2 separate regions of the Homo sapiens genome follow, and region 1 is linked to region 2. A link is an interaction called in ENCODE POLR2A ChIA-PET data of the cell type or tissue named here. Cell type or tissue: OCI-LY7. All regions are shown on one strand. Links, peaks and the distances in the headings refer to the core of each region. The heading gives the core; the rest is flanking DNA.

Evidence for each region. Peaks named below come from ENCODE experiments on the same cell type or tissue, not always from the same donor. Only the 100,000 strongest peaks of a DNase experiment are listed, where the experiment ranks them.
Region 1: POLR2A ChIA-PET joins it to region 2 with 9 read pairs; 2 of 35 experiments call an interaction of 5 or more read pairs at or near these places.

What each region holds. Positions count from the first base shown.
Region 1 is chr4:2,618,884-2,631,721 of GRCh38, forward strand. FAM193A (family with sequence similarity 193 member A) reads left to right here. Exons shown (of 21, transcript NM_001366318.2): 3 at 6,379-6,512; 4 at 7,527-7,694; 5 at 12,052-12,286. Among named protein-coding and RNA genes, the nearest start is that of FAM193A, 89 kb to the left of the region's middle. RefSeq lists enhancers at 4,831-5,625, 11,609-12,110, 12,111-12,610. In OCI-LY7, for the core only: no CTCF peak of the experiment used is centred there; no DNase peak of the experiment used is centred there.
Region 2 is chr4:2,741,694-2,750,234 of GRCh38, forward strand. TNIP2 (TNFAIP3 interacting protein 2) reads right to left here. Exons shown (of 6, transcript NM_024309.4): 2 at 5,962-6,252; 3 at 3,753-3,842; 4 at 3,004-3,252; 5 at 2,694-2,813; 6 at 1-827. The coding sequence ends at 564. Among named protein-coding and RNA genes, the nearest start is that of TNIP2, 10 kb to the right of the region's middle. RefSeq lists enhancers at 3,149-3,649, 4,245-4,684, 6,095-6,144. In OCI-LY7, for the core only: no CTCF peak of the experiment used is centred there; DNase peaks (open chromatin) are centred at 4,738 and 6,728; H3K27ac peaks cover 1,888 bases.

The sequences.
Region 1 (12,838 bases), core at 2,363-10,362, 120 kb before region 2:
CTGCGCCTGGCCAATTTTTGTATTTTTTTGTAGAGGTGGGGTTTCACCATGTTGGTCAGACTGGTCTCGAACTCCTGACCTCAGGTGATCCACCTGCCTTGGCCTCCCAAAATGCTGGGATTATAGGCGTGAGCCATCGCGTCTGGGCTGGATTATTTTTATTGCCTGTGTTCAGGTTTATTGGTATTCTGATCTGCTTAATCTGCCAAGTGTGTTTAGTGTATTTTTTTCTTTTATGTCTTATTTCTCAGCTCTGGAAGTTTCATTTGGTTTATTTATTTATTGACATCTTCAGTTTCTCTTCCCATCGTGTTTATTTTTCCTCTGTTTCTTGAACATATGGAGTTTCTTTATAATTGCCAATTTCAGATTCTTGACAGTTGTATCATCTCTATTTTTGGGGAGATCTGTTTCTTTTTTTCTTTTTTATTTTTTTGAGACGGAGTCCTCAGTGTGTCACCCAGGCTGGACTGCAGTGGTGTAATCTCGGCTCACTGCAACCTCCGCCTCCTGGGTTCAAACGATTCTCCTGCTTCAGCCTCCTGAGTAGCTGGGATTACAGGCACGTGCCACCATGCTAATTTTTGTATTTTTGTATTTTTAGTAGAGCTAAAAATACTAATTTTTGTATTTTTAGTAGAGGTGGGGTAATTTTTGTATTTTTAGTAGAGATGGGGTTTCCTCATGTTGGCCAGGCTGCTCTCGAATTCCTGACCTCAGGTGGTCCCGCCCGCCTCTGCCTCCCAAAGTGCTGGGATAATAGGCGTGAGCCACCGTGGCTGGACTGGGGAATTTCTTTCTTTCTTTCTTTTATTGTTTTGAGACAATGTCTCTCTCTGTCACCCAGGCTGGAGTGCAGTGGCACGATCTAGTCTCACTGCAACCTCCCCTCCCCTTCCTCGGTTCAAACAATTCTCCTGCCTCAACCTCTCGAGTGGCTGGGATTGCAGGCTTGTGCCTCCATGCCTGGCTACATTTTGTATTTTTAGTAGAGTTGGGATTTTGCCATCTTGGTGAGGCTGGTCTCGAACACCTGACCTCAAGTGATCCACTCGCCTCATCCTCTGAAAGTGCTGGGATTACAAGCGTGAGCCACTGCACCTGGCCTGGGGGATCTGTTTCTATTGATTGGCTTTTCCTCCTTCTTAGGAGTCATTGTCCTGCTTTTGGTTTCGTTACTGGATGCTGGACATTGTGAATTTTACATTGTTAATTGCTGGATTTTGTTATTTTTCTTTTAAATTGTGTTAGACTTGGGTGAAACATGACTGAGGTTAAATCTGTATATGATGAGTGCTATAATGGGACACATTTAAGGATTTAATATGTAGTCATCATGTACCCTATTTTAAGACTTACTTTCATGTCTTGTCTCCAGGAAATGTTGCTTTCCCAAGTTCTTGATTGCTTTTCTGAGTGTACTGCGTTCCAGCCATGATGATAGGCACTGATGTACCATAGTGAGCAAGTAGATAGGTTCTGGCTCTCATGAACCATGAATTCCAGTGTTGAAGACACATAAAAAAACAAGAACACAGTAGAACACCAGGATTTCAGATAGCAGTTTAATAGAGGAGATTAACTGGGGTGTTTAGGTTGATGGGTAAGCTAGAGCTCAGGAGATGGGCACCGCGCTCATAATCAGAACAAACACATTTTTAACATAAAGAATAATTAGCAAGTGGCAGGGTGTGTGGCTCATGCCTGTAATCCAGCACTCTGGGAGGCTGAGGCAGGCGGGATCGCCTGAGGTCAGGAGTTGGGAGACCAGCCTTGTCAACGTGGTGTAACCCCGTCTCTACTAAAAATACAAAAATTAGCCAGGGGTGGTGGTGGGCTCCCGTAATCCCAGCTACTCAGGAGAATCGTTTGAACCCAGGAGGCGGAGTTTGCAGTGAGCCGATATCACAGCATTGCACTCCAGCCTGGGCAAGAAGACTGCAACTCCGTCTCAAAAAAAAAAAAAAAAAAAAAAGTAATTAACAAGTAGCGACAGGTCAGCCACCCAGATCCGTGAAGTGAATGCTAAAGAATATGGCCGGGGCAGATTTAGGGAGCAGCCACTAACGGGAGCTTAGGGAGGGGACTCAAGAAAGGAACAAACTTGGAAGAGGCCCTGACATGGAGGGGGTGTCATTATGCCCCACTGGGTAGCAGAGAGGCTCCCTGAGGTCCTGCAGGCTGGGACTGAGTGCTGGAGAGTGCGTGCCTCTCAGTCCCCCACACACCACTGATGAGGAGCTGCCTCAGGGTAAGAGCAAGATGAGAAAAGCACAGGAACCTGGAGGGAGACCCCTTCTTCTTCACCGTCCCTGTAGTACCCTCCACCCATAGGACCACACATTGTACCTACCTGCTGGCAGAGGAGAAATGTTTACAGGGTGCAGCTCCTTCATTGTAAGTGTGGCGAAGAAGGGTGGATTTGGAGTTGAGAGGCAAAAAAATTAATTGACTCAACCAGCCTCCCTCAGTAGGTGATCTTTTTGCTGAGGCCTGATGGGACAGTATTCTACAGTCTACCAGAAGCCAATCAGAGGCTCACTGACTAAGGGTACGAGGCAAAGGGAGCAAGGGCAGTGACTTAAAAGCAGAACTTTGACCTGAGCAACCTTGAAAGCTGTGGTAAGAAATACGGTGTTTGCTCCTAAGTGAAGTGGAGGAGAACAGAGGTTTTATGTAGGGAGCTCTGTGATCTCACTCTGCTGCTGCTTGGAGAATGGATGATTAGTACATACGGAAATAGGTGTGCCACTAGAGAGAGCCAGTGCAGCTGTGCAGGCAAGAGGTAGGTGATGATGGCTTAGACTGGGTTGGAAGCAGCGGAGGAAGAATGGGTGGATTGTGGAGGTGCTTAGGATTGAGGTGGAGTGGACAACTTTGCTGTTAGATGGGCGTGGGATGGAGGAGAGCGTGAACCTCGCTTGTTGAAGGGAACGGACTCGCTTAGGGAACAGCCTCTTCTACCACTGCCCTCTCCTTGCCCTACCATGCCTCTTCAGTCAGAACTCCATGGCCTTCCAGCCACTTTTGGTATTGGAATAACCACATTTTCAGGTACTCAGGTCCAGTCTACATAAAAACCTAAATGTGGCTTAGTGTGGTGGCTCACGCCTGTAATCCCAGCACTTTGGGAAATGAAGGTGGGCGGATCACTTGAGCTCAGGAGTTTGAGACCAGCCTGAGCAACATGGCGAAGCCCTGTGTCTACCAAAAATACGAAAAATTAAGCCAGGTGTGGTGGCGCATGCCTTTGGTCCCAGCTACTCAGGAGGCTGAGGTGAGACGATTGCTTGAGCCTGGGAGGCGGAGGTTGCAGTGAGCTGAGATTGCACCACTGCACTCCAGCCTGGGTGATAGAGCGAGACCCTGTCTCCAAAAAAAAAAAAAAAAAAAAAAAAAACCTAAATGTCTCATCTAATTAATTCAAAGCCTCTTCCCCTCATGTTAAGTGATGGCAGGAGTCCCCAAGGGCAGAGGGCGGTGGTGTATGTCCTGCTTCCTTATGCCTGTCCTGTTCCTCCAGGATGGAGAAGGGGCACTGGAGCGGAGACTTGGGGGTCTTTGTTCTCTGCTGGGTTGTCTAGGTTCTTTTTGGCCCACTAGCGCTAGGCCTGTGGTCCTAATGGGTGGCCCAGTGGTTGCTGGCTCTTTCTTGTTGGTGGCGGGGGTGCTGCTTTAGCATGCTCAGGCTGCTGCAACAAAATGCCATGGGCTAAGCTGCTTGTAAACAGCGGACATTTATATCTTATAGTCTGGAGGGCTGGAAGGTCTAAGATCAAGGTGCTGGCAGATTGGTGCCTGGGAAGGGCCAAGCTTTGGTTCATAGCTGGTGCCCTCTCTCTGTCCTCGTGCGGTGGAAGGATGTGGCAGCTCTCTGGGGCCTTCTTTATAAAAGGACACTAATTCCATTCACGAAGACTCCGACCTCATGACCTAATCACCACCTAAAGGCCCTACTTCCTGATACATTACCTTAGGGGTTAAAATTTCAACTTATGAACGGGGGCGGGCGGGGGCACAAACATTCAGAACAGAGCAAAACATTCAGACCTTTGGGCACTTCTGAGACCTTGGTAGGGACTTCGTGCTGGACTGTCTAGTGGAAACTGTGTGACACAACCAGCCTGCCCCCAACCCCCTACCACTGCTGTCCCGCACTCTGCCCCCCTTCCCTCATGGTGTAATTCTGGGGTCTGCTTCCCCAGCAGGACCTATTTGGGGTGGGATTCTTTCAGGATGACACAAGCTCTTACCCTCCTGTGTGCTGGCGGCAGCTGAGCTGGGTCCCCTGCTGTCTTTTTTTTTTGAGACGGAGTCTTGCTTTGTCACCAGGCTGGAGTGCGGTGGCGCGATCTCGGCTCACTGCAAGCTCTGCCTTCGGGTTCAAGCAATTCTCCTGCCTCAGCCTCCCGAGTAGCTGGGACTACAGGCGAGCGCCACCACACCCAGCTAATTTTTGTGCTTTTTTAGTAGAGACAGGGTTTCACCATGTTGGCCAGAAGGGTCTCGATCTCTTGACCTCGTGATCTGCCCGCCTTGGCCTCCCAAAGTGCTGGGATTACAGGCGTGAGCCACCGCGCCTGGCCGGTCCCCTGCTGTCTTAATCCTCTGCCCACTTAGCAACGCTCAGGCTTTTCTGCTGCAGGGTCTTACCTGCAAGGCCTGCACCAGTGTCTGTGTGACCCAACTCCACAGCACCTGCCACAGGCCCTTGGGAGTTTCCTTGTGCTTGGCTCAGCAGCAGACTGGGGTAGTGCAAGCATCTGAACAGACCTTGCCAAGTCCAGCCCAGGGTGAGCCCCAGGCTCCTTGCCACAGGCCACCACCCGTCTCTCTGGGGGCTTGTCTCAGTGGCTTCATGCTTGACTGGGGGAGGGGTTGGTGAGGAGAGCACACTTTTCCTTGTGGGGACCAGAGTGGGAATAGTGCAATACTCAAGACTTAGGTGAATTCCTTTCTGGAAGTCTCTCTTGTGACTGTATTTCTTTTCCTCATGCTGTGGGGGTCAGGGGGATGCAATGATTATGGAGCTGGCAGCCCCTGTCATGAGCCTGGGGAAGGCTCTCTAGCACCCTGCATCACCCTGTGGGCACCCTCAGCTCTGAGACCTGAGCCCTGAGCCCCTGTTCCCAAGGAGCAGAGTCCTTCTCAGGGCCTCTTCTAGAAGGAGCCTTGGTGCCGATGGAAGGGTAACTGAGCGGGAGGAGGAACCTAGGGTTGTGTTGTGTTCTCTAGTTGTTGTTGGTGAAATCCTTTTGGCGTGGGACATAGGAAGGTCTTTGCCCAATGTTCTCTCTCTCTTTTTTTTTTTGAGACAAAGTCTCGGTCTGTTTCTCAGGCTGGAGTGCGGTGGCGCGATCTCGGCTCACTGCAACCTCAGCCTCCCGAGTAGTTGAGATTACAGGCGTGCCCCACCATGCCTGGCTAATTTTTGTGTATTTAGAAGAGACGGATTTCACCGTGTGGGTCAGGCTGGTCTTGAACTCCTGACCTCAGGTGATCCGCCTGCCTCGGCCTCCCAAAGTGCTGGGATTATAGGCGTGAGCCACTGCCCCCGGCCAAGTGTTCTCTTTCTTAAGCCTCCTTGTTCCTCAGAGCAGGCAGTGCAGGCTATGGGATTCCCCAGGACGGAGAGGCCTCTGCCCCGGCTGCTTGATGCAAGGCTCAGAGAGGCCACTAGGTTTCTACCATGTGCTGTCTCAGGCAACCGTGGGCATATCACTTTCCAGAGGTGCCCACTGAGGTGGTCATTGTGTGTGCTGATTAGGACAGTGGGAGTAAAACTGTTCCTTTTTAAATTTAATATAAATTAATTTTTAAACTTTTTAAAAAAATTTATATAGAGATGAGGTCTTGCTGTGTTACCCAGGCTGGTCTCAAACGTCTGGGCTCAAGTGGTCCTCCCATCTCGGCTTCCCAAAATGGTGGGATTACAGGCGTGAACCGCCATGCCCAGCCGAATTGTTTCCTTTTTGTATGTATGTGTGTGTCTGTGTGACAATGTCTCTGTCACCCAGACAGGAGTGCAGTGGGGCATGATCACGGCTGACTATAGCCTCAACTTCCCAGGCTCAAGTGATCCTGTCACCTCAGCCTCCTGGGTAGCTGGGACTACAGGCGGGCACCAACACGCCCGGCCTATTTTTTGTATTTCTTGTAGCAGTGGTGTTTCACCATGTTGCCCAGCGATCCACCCACCTCAGACTCCCAAAGTGCTGAGATTACAAGTGTGAGCCACTGTATCTGGCCAAGATAGTTTCTTTTCAATGTTTAGGTTTTACAGTTTTTTAAAAGGCATTTTTCCTGAACAGTTAATAAAAAATTGATGCCGTGAACATTTTAACATAACTGGTCTATTCTGTTCTCTTTTTAAAACAGAGCCAAGATTTTCTTCTTCACTCCTCGCTTGGTGGCTCCCAGCCAGAGGCCGGCAGTGGTGGGAGGCTCGCTCTGGGTGCACAGACGCTGCCTTCAGACACCGCATGCTCGTGCGAGGCCTGCAGTGAGCGCAGGTATGTGACGTGTGTGCCACGTTGCTCACACCTGTCCACAATGACATGCAGACCTGCATATTGGAGCTGGACGGAGAAACTGGGCTAATGTGACAGACAGCAACAAGAGTAAGGCAGTTGCTTCGCTATTGAGAGAAAGAACCATATGAGTAAGACAAAAACTGTTGCTCTTGAGGAACTGGCACTAGGAAGCATCCTCAGAACAAGAGAAGGAGTCCTTAAATAATCAGAATCTAAGAGCAGCCTCAGTGAATGAGAGGAGCGATGGGGGAGAGCCTGACTGGCTGCTTCTCAGTGGCTGAGGGGAGAGCCCTGGAGCTCATCTTTTTTTTTTTTTTTTTTTTTTTTTGAGACAGGGTCTGGCTCTGTCCCCCAGGCCGGAGGGCAGTGGCGTGATCTCCGCTCACCACAACCTCCGCCTTCCAGGCTCAAGTGATCCTCCCACCTCAGTCCCGGTATCTGGGACTACAGGCGCGCACCACCATGTCGGGCTAATTTTTGTATATTTTATAGAGATGGGGCTTCGCCATGTTGCCCAGGCTGGTCTCAAACTCCTGGACTCAAACGATTAGCCCGTCTTCACCTCCCAGAGTGCTGGGATTACAGGCATGAGCCACCATGCCCAGCCCAGGAGCACATCTAAAAATGCTCTGTGCTCTGGCTCAGGAAGGAATGCATGTAGCCAAGTGGGGGCCAAAGGGTGGGGGCAAAGCTGCCCATTAAGTACCTTGGAGGTGAAGGCCAGGTCAGCAGTGGGGATGTGGGTACCCTAATTGTGGACATTAGCCACAGATGCTCCTGTCATCTGTGCAGTGGCTAAGATCTTACGCAGAGTGCACCCTAGGAGCTGTGCTGGGGATGCCATCACCCCCCTGCACTGACAGCAGCCTGATTGCCGGCTCCTGGGAGCTGGGCAAGGTGCAAGAGCCTGGGAGGTCCTCTGAGGACAGTGTGCTAGGTGAGGAAGGGCAGCAGATTGTGGTGACTTTCTAACCTTCCTGTGTTGTCTCACAGAGAAATTTCGGCAGAGGCGGACCGGGAACCTCAGCAGCTGCAGAACTACTGGTCAGAAGTGCGCTACACGGTGCGCTGCATCTACCGCCAGGCAGGAACCCCGCTGGCAGATGACCAGGACCAGTCTCTGGTGCCTGACAAGGAGGGAGTGAAGGAGCTCGTGGATAGGTACATACTGCCCTTTCCTGTTGTGGCCCCATGCAAACCCCTGCCCTCCCTGCTGCACTTGGAGCCACTCCTTTCAGGATGGGCTTTCCTTACAGTGCTCAGCTGGGTTTGCTTAGCCTTTGGTGCCTGTCAAGACTGCAGCAGATGAACTGGCAAAAGTGAGCCCCCTAGGTCAAACGTCTTGAATTTTTCTGATTTTGATGAAACGCTATTGCCTGTATAATTACACAAGAAATGTTTCTGTCACTTGTTTGTGTGAAGACTGATAATAATACCTTCCTTTTTGAGTCCCCCTGTGCCAGGGATGATGCAGAGTACTTTTACAAGCACTCTTGCCTTTATCAACCCAAGGAGAAAGGCCGAGTTAGCCCATTTATGAAGTGAAAAAATGGGGGCTCTGTGAGGTTGGGTAGCTTGTGTATGTGCCTGTGGTTCATGAGGCCAAGACAGCTGAGGCGTGCCTGGCCGTGTGGCTGTTTCTCATGATGCCGCAGCCGTTCTTCAGCAGATACCTTATGCTCAGTAACCACACAGAATTTGAGGTGGCCATAATTTTTATTCTTCCTTATAGTTTGATGTAACTTTTTTTTTTTTTTTTTTTGAGATGGAGTCTTGCTCTGTCAGCCAGGCTGTAGTCCAATGGCGTGATCTTGGCTCACTGCAACCCCTGCCTCCCGCATTCAAGCTGTTCTTATGTCTCAGCCTCCAGAGTAGCTGGGATTACAGGTGCCCACCACTGTGCCCGGCTAATTTTTGTATTTTTAATAGAGATGGGGTTTCACCATGTTGGTCAGGTTGGTCTCTAACATAATCCACCTGCCTTGACCTCCCAAAGTGCTGGGATTACAGGCGTGAGCCACTGCGTCCGGCAACATAACATATTTTTATGTTTTTTGAAATGTTTCAAATGAAAGCAACTTATTTGAGATGGCCATTTCATGGGTTGATTCTCATTTGGGTTTCTTTCTCACATTTTGAATGCAGCACATTTGGGAGGCTTTTTTTTTTTTTTTTTTTTCAGATGGAGTCTCACTCTGTCGCCCAGGCTGATGTGCAGTGGTGTAATCTCAGCTCACTGCAACCTCTGCTGCCTGAGTTCAAGTGATTCTCCTGCCTCAGCCTCCTGAGTAGCTGGGATTACAGGCGCCTGCCACTGTGCCCAGCTAATTTTTTTTTTTTTTTTGAGACGATGTCTCGCTCTGTCGCCCAGGCTGGAGTGCAGTGGCGCAATCTGGGCTCACTGCAAGCTCTGCCTCCTGGGTTCACGCCGTTCTCCTGCCTCAGCCTGCCGAGTAGCTGGGACTACAGGCACCCACTACCACGCCCAGCTAATTTTTTGTATTTTTAGTAGAGATGGGGTTTCACCATGTTAGCCAGGATGGTCTTGATCTCCTGACGTTGTGATCTGCCCGCCTCGGCCTCCCAAAGTGCTGAGATTACAGGTGTGAGCCACCACACCCGGCTGCGCCCAGCTAATTTTTGTATTTTTAGTAGAGACAGGGTTCATCATCTTGGCCAGGCTGGCCTTGAACTCCTGACCTTGTGATCCACCTGCCTCAGCCTCCCAAAGTGTTGGGATTACAGGCGTGAGCCACCGCGCCCCGCCGGGAGTTTTATAAACTGATGTTTGCTGTGCAGTAGATTCTTTCCTGGAGGCAGGGATAGTGATTAGCCATAGATTAGGTTAACTCATTGAATTCAGCCAAGTATTTTCAGGGTTTGACCTGTGAGCCACTGGTATTGCATGAGGTCCCTCTCTGTGGTATGTGCTTTTATTAGAAGTTAGGTTTCCAGCCAAGCGTGGTGGCTCACACCTGTAATCCCAGCACTTCGGGAGGATTGCTTGGGCCCAAGAGTTCAAGACTAGCCTGGGCAACATAGTGACTTGTCTCTACACAAAATAAAAAAAATTAGCCAGGTGTGATGAAGCACACTTGTGGTCCCGGTTGCTTGGGAGGCTGAGGCAGGAGGAGCTCTTAAGCCCAGGAGTTCGGTGCTGCACTGAGCTAGGATCGCTCCACTGCACACCAGCCTGGGCAACAGAGTAAAATCCAAAGAAAAACACAAAAAAACAACAAAGTTAGGTTTCCTAGTGAGTATTAGGAAAAAATGTATAACCTTCACGTCAAACCCATGACTTCACAGCTTATTAACATTGCAACTTCAGTACTTTAGAGTAGCAGCCAGTGTGTAGTTGATGTGCCCGCATCTGTTGAATGTGTGTGTGAGTTAGCGAATGAGCTTCCTAGCTTCTTCAGCATATTGCTGTCTCTCTCTTTTTTTTTTTTTTTTTGAGACGGAGTCTCGCTCTGTCACCCAGGGTGGAGTGCAGTGGCGCAGTCTTGGCTCACTGCAAGCTCCGCCTGGCGGGTTCATGCCATTCTCCTGCCTCAGCCTCGCGAGTAGCTGGGACTACAGGCGCCTGACACCATGCCCGGCTAATTTTTTGTATTTTTAGTAGAGACAGGGTTTCACCGTGTTAGCCAGGATGGTCTCAATCTCGCCTCCCAAAGTGCTGGGATTATAGGCGTGAGCCACTGCACCCTGCCCCGCTGCCTTCTTTTTATATAACTTAAAAAAAAATCTGTTTGCAAAAGTATCACATGGTTATTTCCTTAAATTTATAAAATACAGAAATAGACAAAAAAAAAAAAGAGATCTAAGTCCGACATGCTAAGAGAACAGTGACGTGGGTGTCCAGTCTGCTTCTAAGTTTGGTTGTCTCTGTCAAAATTTGACCTTCTGTGGCTTTATTTTAATAGATGAAATGCATTCTGTTTCAGAGGACAGTTTTTTATACTAGTAGTTGAAATGACAGTTGTCATGCTCAAAAAATTAATGTCTGTCTGAAATATACTAACCATAATAGGAATCCCATCCATCTACACTATTTTTTTAATCCACATTTTCCATAAGGCTTCACATGTTCCATTGCAAGATTTTACTTGGCACTTGTCTTTTATAGCCTAGGTAATATGGCAATTTAAAAATAGAACAGGTGACAACTTTCTTTTCTTTTGACATAATATGGTATGTAGGTGAAAGGATTTACTATGTAAAATCCAGGAGCTGTAGTTTAATACATTTTACAACTCATTTCTGTTAGAGTGATGAACTCAAACTGGTTTCTCCTGGTGATGGGTTATGGACGAATTTTTATTATTACATCAGTGGTTTTAGGTTTCCATCTAGAGGCTCCTGGATTAAAATACAATTAAATTTAACCATAGCAATGCCAGTACTGTAGAATACGTTTTAAAATGTGCATTATCGGCCGGGTGCGGTGGCTCACGCCTGTAAGTCCCAGTACTTTGAGAGGCCAAGGCGGGCGGATCACAAGGTCAGGAGATCGGGACCATCCTGGCTAACATGGTGAAACCCCGTCTCTACTAAAAATACAAAAAATTAGCCGGGCGTGGTGGCGGGCACCTGTAGTCCCAGCTATTCGGGAGGCTGAGGCAGGAGAACTGTGTGAACCCAGGAGGTGGAGCTTGCAGTGAGCCGAGATCACACCATTGCACTCCAGCCTGGGCGACAGAGTGAGACTCCATCTCAAAAAAAAAAAAAAAATGTGGATTATCATACACATTTGTGTCAAAAATAATGGATTATCCCAAAGTTTGGCCTGAAATTCATGAAAATGCTCATTGCATTTGTGGCTTAGTCATGTTGCATGTATTTTTTTTTTCCTACTCTTCAGCCTACAAATTTTATTTTACACACCTTTATTGCTTTTTTGGTGGGATAATTGTTAAAAAAAAAAGATAAACTGTGTCTAAAGTTTCCTCTTTTGATAAGCCTAATACAAACCCATTTGGATTGTACACTGAACTTCTAGAAAGAAGGAAAGAGCAGGCTGCCGCAGATCTGCAGCCAGGTGGCACCTCTCCTGGGATCAGTGCTTTTTACTTGTTAACATATAAGCCTTTAAAAGAGTTGTCCCCAGCCTCGTGTCTGAGCATGTTGTCTGGGGCCAGCTGCTGAGAAGTGGTAGCGTGCTCTTCCAGCTGTGTGAGTTTACGCAAGTCACCCAACCTGTGTGGGCCAAAATGTCCCCTCTGTAAAGCAGGCACTGAACCCACACACAGCGAACTGAATTAGTGCACGTGCACGGACAGTGCTGTACAGAGAAAGCTCAATAAATGTCACTTGCTGTTCCCTAGTGACACTCTGTGCCCCGGATTCCCCATCCATTAGGTGGGGTGATTGTGCTTCTCACAGGTGGTTATGAGGAAGGTGACTGTGTGGTCATCTAGAGGTGGCCACCTGTGGAAGGGCTTCAGAAAAGATGCTCACTGACATCAGAGCACCCATGGGCCCTGGTGGGCAGGCCCTGGTGACCCTCTTCTCTGTGCAGGCTCTGCGAGAGGGACCCCTACCAGCTGTACCAGCGTCTGGAACAGCAAGCTCGAGAGTATGTGCTGGAGATGAAGGTCCGCCTGCTCCGGCAGCTGTCGGCTGCGGCCAAGGTGAAGGCACCATCTGGCCTGCAGGGCCCGCCGCAAGCGCACCAGTTCATCTCCCTCCTGCTTGAGGAGTACGGCGCCCTCTGCCAGGCCGCACGCTCCATCAGCACCTTCCTTGGCACTCTGGTAAGAGAGAAAACGTGTTTTTCTTTCTGTTTGGATGAGCTGAAGAGAAGCATGTGGCAAGAGGAAGCTTCTCACGCATGTGTGCCGACCTCGCTGTCACACCCCCACACACTGTGATAGGCCCCTCTTCTCTACGGGAGAGGACCTGTTTCCTCTCCTCTTTGTCTTTCCTCTGGACTTTGCCACTGGATAAAAGCATTGGGTGGATTGATAAGCAGGTGACACCTCATGGTAGTACTGTTTGGAGGACCTTGAGGCCCAGGGAACGAGGCATGGGGGCAGTGTGAGGGGAGCACTGATGTGTGCCTTTATAAGGAGACAGAGAAATCTCCGGTGTCTTACTTAGGTTGTTCATTCTTTCGTTGCTGTAGACAGAGCTGGTATTAGGTGAAATGCCCATGAAGAGCATGAAGGCTGTAGAGAACAGCTTGTTTACCGCCCAGTGGCGTTCATTCATTCATGCAGGCATGCATGCACTCAGCAAGCCAGCACTGAGTTAAGGATCTGCTTGCAGTCTCAAGACAGGCCCTATCACCATCCTTGCCAATGGGG
Region 2 (8,541 bases), core at 1-8,000:
TAGGTGAATAAAGTAAGTGTGCTTTAACTTCCGGCTGGATGACAAATGCTACTGAAATGCAGTTTCTCAGTGCAGACATGTGGCTCGCAATGGCGGGGGTGGCCACCCTAGTGTGACGTGCAGCCGCAATACTCCATTTGACTGGTTCGAGGCAGAGAGGCGACGCTTTATTCCATAGAACAGGATGGGGCTCCCACCCTGGGGACCATACAAGTGACTCCCTCAGGCAGCCACCCCTTTCTAGGCAGGCTGGGGGAGGGGCTGGCACACCAGCACCAGATAGCTCTGGCTTAAGCCTGATGGAGACACAGACTGGGACCTCCCTCTGCCAGATGTTCCTGACCCCATCTCCACCTCCAGCCTCCAGCCTCACTGGCAGTTCCCTGTGACCCAGCCTGTTCCATAGCCAAAGGGACCAAAGTGAACGATCAGAGTGCCCCGCAACTATTCTAGGGGCCTTGGCTCTCAGTAGAGCTCAACCCATGGCATCTGAGAGCACCCACCCTGTCCCTGAGGGCAGCTGCACCGGGCCAGGAGGCCGCAAGGGCACGGGTGAGTCTCGGTCACTGGCAGCACTCAGCCACATGCCTGAGGAGCTCTTCCCCTTGCTCGTCACTGAAGCACTGCAGGCAGTGAGGGCACTGAAGGTCCCCCTGGCCTCTCTGGGCCGCGCCAGGATGCCCGCCCTCTGCAGGGGGTTCTGGCTGCTGGGACCCAGTCCCAGGCCTCCAGCCACCAGGCACCATAAGCTCTAATGCGTCGGCGGCCAAATACTTGGCAGTTTTGCTCCCAGCGTGAATCCGGCCGGCGTCTGGCTCTCGAGAATCCTGGAGAAAAGGCAAGGGTGTATATACGTGGGCTGTGCTGACGGTCACAAAGCCAGGTCTCAGGTTCCAGCAACCAGAGGCACTTCACCTATCCCTGAGCGGAACTTCAGCCCCTCACTTTGCTTCCTGCTGCGCCCCAGAGCCCAGACAAGGGGGCGCTCAGTGAATGACTGAGGATCACACACACGCTCCGTCATGTGCTCATGAAGAAGTAGGCCCTGGCGTGGTCCACCCCCCAGCCCCTTGGTGGAAGTCCTGTTCAGTTGGACCTATCGGCCCCAGGAGACCTGACTGAGAAGGTGGCCCTGATGACGTGGCCCACAGGCCACCACAGAGTGGAGGTGGCAGAGCCTCTGGTGGGGAGCTGGGCAAACTGAGTACCAACCCTACTCTGCACCTCCTCTGTGGGGCCTGGGGGTGCTGAGCACTCTGGGGCTCAGGGGGTCCTTCAGTAGCAGCAAGAGGTGTCCCTGGCTTGGCCCCACCAACCACCTGGCATGATCTGGCACATGTTCTCCAAACATCCGTCCTGAAGCACTGCAGCCTGTGGCCCTCACTGCTTGCCTGGGAACTTCATTCCAGCAGGCCTTGGTGCTTCCACTTCCTGTCTGAATGTGGACTTTCCCCAGTGGGACTACAGCTTATCACCCATGCCTTCAGCACCACTGTCCCTGGCTGTGCCATCTAGGGACTGAGCAACCCTCGAGGGGCCACAGGCTACTGTTGAAAGGGAACCAGAGGCCACTTAGTACAAGGTCTGCAGGCCCCACCAGGAACTTTACCCCCGGGGGTAAGAATCTGGGCCTGCAAGTCTGGAACCAGTTCATCTGGTCCAAAATCTTCAAGAGGCGGCCTGAGACCATCCTCACGATTGTACCAATAGTGCTCCTTCAATCCAAATCACATGCTTCCTTGAATTCATGAAGGCCAGAAAAACCTGTCCAGCCCTCTGCTGCAGACTTAGTCCCAGGGTTAGTCCCATAGTCCACCATGACTCTCCCGTGCCCTTCATGCGGAGGAGAAGCAGAAACCACTGAGGCCCAGTGGCTGCTCGGAACAGGGCAGTGGGGGGTGGCCTCACAGCCCCAGGGTCCCTGTTCACACCCTGAAACACGGCTGACGTCCTAGCTCCAGCCCGGGACGCATCGATTCTCAAGAGGCATCACTACTGTTCAGTCTGTGCCAGGAGAGGAAGCTCTTTGAGTGGGGCCCAGGCTATTCCCAGGGCCAAAAGTGTGTTAGGTACTTGATGAGGAGCTACATAAACTTCTCCTGGATTTTTGCAGAGCACAAGTCAGTGAGGAGAAGGAAGAGGCCATGGGTCACACACTGAGGAACTTCATCGGTTCCCATTCATGCCAGGCCTCCCTCAAGGCACCCCATGGTAGGAAAAGCACTGAGCCCAGGGGTGGGGTGAGGGGCCCCTGCCCTGCAAGGCCCAGCTCCACGTGCCAGGCTGAGCTGGGGATGTTACTGGACACCCAGGGCCATCACATCTACATGACAAGGTAAGCGGGGTTCCCGTCTCACAGACAGGTCAGGACACGTAGGGAGCTCACACTTTGAGGCCCGAGATATGCTCTCTGACTGCATGACAGTGACGGACGGGCCCTGAGGACAGCCACCTCTGCTAAGACAGGCCGCCATGCCAGCCTCCTCCATAACTAAACAGTATAACAGGGAGGCTTTCCATGACCACGCCCAGGTACCAGGCCAGGTGGCTCTCCCCACAGCAGGGAGGGGCTCGCCACAACCCTCATCACCAGCAAATCAGGGCCTTGGCAGACACAGAAAGGCTCTAATCTCATGAGAAGAGAAACAAAAACACTAAACCTAAGCAGGAAGAAAAACGCCCTCATACTCTACCTGTCTCCAGGACACCTGGTGCAGCAAAGAGGCGACCTTTTCCTCCAGTTCTTGAATCCTACTTTGAGCCCGTTCCCGATCGGCCCTTTCTGACATGAAGTCATCCTTGTAAGCGAGAATCTGAAGAGAGGCGAGACACACATTTCTGCTCAAGGAAGGAGGAAGCGCCCCACCAGGCTTCTCCCACCCCCACAGTGACCACTGCCCACTCAGTGCCACCAAGCCTTCAGCCCAGCCTGTCCCATGATTTCGGCCACCACCGGCCAGCAGACATCTGGTCAGTGCCGTCCGGAGCCCGAGGGACAGACACCTGCTGTTCCAGCATCTGCACCCGCTCCAACGCAGCATCCCGGGCCGTCCTGGAGGCCGCCAGCTCCTGCTTCACTTCGGCACAGTCATTTATTTTCTCTTCCAACTGTCTGTTGAGCCGGGAGATCTCCTTCCTCATCAGCTCGGGCTCGTGGGGGATCTGCAGCCCCCTGAGCTGCGCATGGAGCCCCCTCACGTATTCGTCCCTGCTGGCGTTGTAGCGCTGCCACTTGGCATTGAGGTCTTCAACCTGAAGAGGTGGAGCCGGAAAGCTCACGGTGAAGGCAGCTGACAAAGCTGCTCAAGCCAGCACCCAGTGTGAATTATGTATTAGCAGTGATTCGCTGAGTGAGAGTTTCCTCTTAAATGGAAGCTGCCCCTCCCTGTTCTGTAGAGAGCAGACACTAGGCCCGCTAGAGAATCCTGAGGCAGCACGATGACACCCGTACGCAAGCAGCATGAACGGAGGTGGACTCGGTGCAGCTTTGCTGTCTTAGAAAATGGACCTCCTGCTGCTAACTCTTGCATCTCCTTTACTGACTTGTGGATTAATTTTAGGGGGATGGAGATGGACAGGACATGTCCCGTACGTCGTTTTAAGCAAAAAAGTCCAGTCTCTAGGGACTGTGTGTATCAAGTCCTAGTGGCCAGAGGGCGGGGGGCGACTCTGGGCATCAGCCAAGGAAAGAACCCTCACTTACAGTTTGTAAGCCATGTGTTCTTCTCAAACGAAATGTGAAAGACACTCACGTGAGTCACCTTCTGTTTTAACAGTCGATTTTCTTCCTGCAACTTCTCAATAACACTCTGGACAGAGGTGTGCCCATCTGTGTGTTCCGACTGCATGAGGAAGGGACAGAGAGAAGACACTCTGTCACATACAGCAAGAGGGGAGAAAGCTAGACCCAGAGGCTGAGGCCACAGATTATCACTGCGTCCCCCAGTGCAGCGGGTAGTGATCATTCATTTGGTAGAGAAGCAAAGCAGGGACAAGGGACCACCTTCTCCCTGCCCAGGCCCACCCCACCTGGCCCAGGCCAGAGCCCGGATGGGAGGTCTTCAGGCCACACCACCTTTCACACTGTCCTTATCCCGTCCCACCTACCAGTTTGAGCTGTTTGTCTTTTAAATATTTGGAATGTAAATATTCTAAAGCCATAATGTCTGCAGGGATTGGCACACCAGACATGATAAAGTCTTCTCATTGCCAGAGATTTGCCATTATCACAGACAGCAGGGAAGGCAGGAAGCTGAATCCCATTGTAAACCAGAGGATCTCCAGTGAGGGGGCCCCCAGCTGCCCAGGGTGGGCCTGGCCATGCACCCTGCTTACCTCCTTTGGAGCCCATGACACTGTCCTGTCTGCAGACAATCGGGTTCAACCAGGTGATTCTGGACACAGGAATCTAACCTCTGCCCCACGCAGGGTCAGGAGTCACCGAAGCCACAACCCAAACCAACCCCCACTAACAACTACAGAGCTGAATGAAAAGTCTCCTGAAACTCGTGTGTACCCTACAATTCTGACTGTATCTCAGTGACATAATTTTTGAGAATTCCCCTCAAATGACAAAGGAAGTGCACGTCCTAACACAGCCTACACCGGGAAGCCCCGGGTGACTCAGCTGAGTTCAGGGCTGAGAAGTGACACTTATTTAGAGACTGTGATGAGGGCCTACCCTGCCACTGGCCCCACCCCCGCCTCAGGCTCAACACTGTGTGTGGCTCCTTTCAAATCCCCAGAGGGAAATGACACAGTGACTCAAAATCAGACCAGAACACCCTGCCTCCGCCCAGACGGCACTTTTCCTCTGGTTTCTGAATGCAGCTGTGTCCTCTCTGAGGTTCCCCGCCTGGAATCCACCCAGCTGAGGTGGGCAGTTCTCAGACCAACCTTCTCCCCAGTGGGCGCCTCGGTGAAGCTGCTGATGGGTGCGGGATGTACTGTCTGCCACAGAACATCCCAGCGCGTGTGTTTCTGCATGAACCTTGGTGCTGCCTCAGAGAACTGCCTAGAAAGGACCCGAGCGAGAGGCCCTGTGCCCGGCAGTGCGAGTGAGATGGGGTCTCAGCCTAGGTGAGATGTGCACGGAGTGCCTCCATTCCCCTGCCTGCCACACACAGACCACCACAAGCACCAGCAAGATGGAAGGTGCCTGGCACACAGATGCCTTGGGCCACTGCTCCCCTACTTTTCTGCCTAGGAGCCCCCTGGTTTCTCCTGATGCTGAAACTCCCACGGTCCTTCTCTCTCCCACTAGACCCCACAGAGAGCTACAGCCCAGATCCAGCCTATCCTGGAGGTCCAGCGAACCCTTCTTTGGCCCTCACTGTCACTTGGTGCCGCTGCCCCCGGCCCTTGCTTTGATGATGAGGAGGCTGTGGCCCTGAGCCAGGTCTCCAAGCTTGCGGGAGGCCGTGCTGCTGGCAAGGACATGCCTAAAGCCAGCTTTGGAGATGGCGGTTCCAGCTGTGCCTGCATGCACTCAGACACACTGAGCCTGAAGAAGGCGGGCACTCACGGTCCTTCCAGGAGTTTGGGGTGTGGAACTGGAGGCACTCCCCATCCCCAGCAGTACCACCTGGCTCTGCTTCAGTTTCCTCGGATGGAGGATGTGACTACACTTCCTCCAGGCAGCTCTGCCAGGCTCAGCTCCTCCTCCTCATCCTCAGCTGAGGCAGATGAAAGCCAAGTGCCATCTCCCACCTGGGAGCGGGGTCGGCCACAGGCCTGGTGCTGGGCAGTGAGGTGGCTGCCTGCTTTCCTATTACATTTTGCATGTTCCATCATTTTAAAAGAAACCCTTGGATGAGTGAGCTTTGCCCCGTCAGCTGACTCTCGTTACTGAGAACAGAAGTGGGTTCTGGGGCGCCCCCCCACCTCTGTGATCAGGGGCCTGTAGGCGATGCTCCCAGCACACAGAGGTCTTCCCCACACTCTGCTTACACTGTGGCCTACCTGGTCAGGACTTCTCTCCCCCACATTCCTTTGTGCATGCTGTCGTTCATCCAGACACTTGGCCAGATGCTGACACATGTGGGCGGTGGCGGTCAGCGTCCTCCGCAGCTGATGGGTCTCGTTGGCCAAGGAGCGGCACAGGACGTCACTGGCGGCCCGGGCGCGCTCCCCTTCTGCCATGCTCCTCCGTAGCAGGACGACTTCCTTCTCTCGCTCGTGTTGGGGCTGGCTCAGCAGCTGCTGCATCTCCCTCTCTTTTTCTTCTAGTCGCTCAGTCAGCCTCTCAATTTCCTAAGTGGAAGATTTAAAAGCACAGTTTACTGAATTAAAAGAAGCAGTGTCAAGAGCAAATGTTCAGAAAGCAAAAGAAGACCTGGCGTGGATGCCCCATCACCAGACACAAACATACTCACTCAGAAGTTGGGCGTTTGAACTAACAATTACTCACTCAGAAGTTGGGCATTTGAACTATTAACTCTGGAGTTTTTCAGCCTACAATGTTCTGTTCTGAAACTTCATCTCAAATTTTTTTTTTTTTTGAGACAGAGTTTCACTCTGTTGCCCAGGCTGGAGTGCAATGGCACAATCTTGGCTCGCTGCAACCTCCACCTCCCAGGTTCAAGCGATTCTCCCACCTCAGCCTCCTCAGTAGCTGGGATTATAGAGCCCACCACCAAGCCCAGCTAAAAGAATTTTTTTTTTTTTTGAGACGGAGTCTCGCTCTGTCGCTCAGGCTCGAGTGCAGTGGAGCGATCTCAGCTCACTGCAAGCTCCGCCTCAGAGGTTCACACCATTCTCCTGCCTCAGCCTTCCGAGTAGCTGGGACTACAGGCACACGCCACCACGCCCAGCTAATTTTTTGTATTTTTAGTAGAGATGGGGTTTCACCATGTTAGCCAGGATGGTCTCGATCTCCTGACCTCATGATCCGCCTACCTCGGCATCCGCCCACCTCAGCCTCCCAAAGTGCTGGGATTACAGGCGTGAGCCACCACGCCTGGCCCAATTTTTATATTTTTAGTAGAGACGGGGTTTCACCATGTTGGCCAGGCTAATCTCGAATTCCTGACCTTAGATGATCCGCCAGCCTTGGCCTCCCAAAGTACTGGGATTATAGGCGTGAGCCACTGCGCCCAGCAATTTTTTTTTTTTTTTTTTTGAGGCAGGGTCTCACTGTCACCCAGGCTAGAGTGCAGTGGCACAATCATGGCTCACTGCAGCCTCGACCTCCCCAGGCCCAAGCGATTCTCCATCCTAACCTGAGTAGCTGGGACTACAGGCACGTGCCACCGTGCCTGGTTAACTTTTTTGTATTTTGTAGAGACAGGGTTTTGCTGTGATGCTCAGGCTGGTCTTGAACTCCTGGGCTCAAGAGATCCACCCGCCTTGGCTTCCCAAAGTGCTGGGATGACAGGTGTGAGCCACCACGCCCTGCCAAATTCTATTTTCACAAGCAAGTTCATAATTTTAGATTTCATATCATCAAAATGTTTTTTTGAGATGAGGGTTTCGCTATATATAGCCCAAGCTGGTCTTAAACTCCTAGGCTCAAGCAAATCCTCCCACCTCAGCCTCCTGAATAGCTGGGACTACAGGCTCAAGCCACCACACCCAGTTATCATCAAATTATCAAAGTGGCAATTCCAAGCACTTTTTTGATGGGATAGGTAGAAACTCCACTGTGGTGGGTAACCCCAAAAAGATGTCCACAACCAAACCTCCCATTCCCCGGTATCTGGGAATGAAACCTTACTTAGAGATAGGGTCTTTGCAGATGTAATTAGTTAAGGTGGGGACAAAATGGATTAGGACGGGACTGGTGTCCTTGTAAGCAGACAGAAGTCTGGACAGACACACAGAGAGAAGACGACCACGTGACAACAAAGATAGGAGTGACGTCTTGTCTTGTGGATAAAGGCCAAGGAACACCAAGGATTGGTGGCCCCCACAGGAAGCTGAAGAGGCGAGGAAGGGTCCTTCCCTAGAACCTTGAGAGAGAGCCGATGCCTTGGTTTCTGGCTTCTGGCCTCTAGAACTGTGAAAGATTAAATTTCTGTTGCTTGAAGCCCCCCAGTTTGTGTTACTTTGTTACAGCAGCTCTAGGAAATTAACACACCCAACCCCAATTACTTCTTAAAGAATTTAAAAAGGTTCTTAAAATGACAATTTTATTTTGAGATAGGGTCTCGCCCTGTCACCCAGGCTGGAGTACAGTGGTGCCACCATGGTTCACTGTAGCCTCCACCTCCCAGACTCAAGTGATCCTCTTGCCTCAGCACCCTAAGTAGTTGGATTACAAGTGCATGCCACCGTACCTGGCTAATTTCTGTATTTTTTGCAGAGACAAGGTTTCACCACTTTGCCCAGTCTGGTCCTGGACTTGAGTGATCCGCCTGCCTCAGCCTCCCAAAGTGCTGGGATTATAGGCACGAGCCACCACATCTGACCTGACAATTTTTTAATATCTGGCCTTAAATTTGTACTTTTCCGTTTTCAAAGAATCCTCCAAAATAAACAGTACATTACATGAAGGAGGTGAAGCAGGCTCAACTAGTCCATCCCACAAGTGAAGAAACAGTT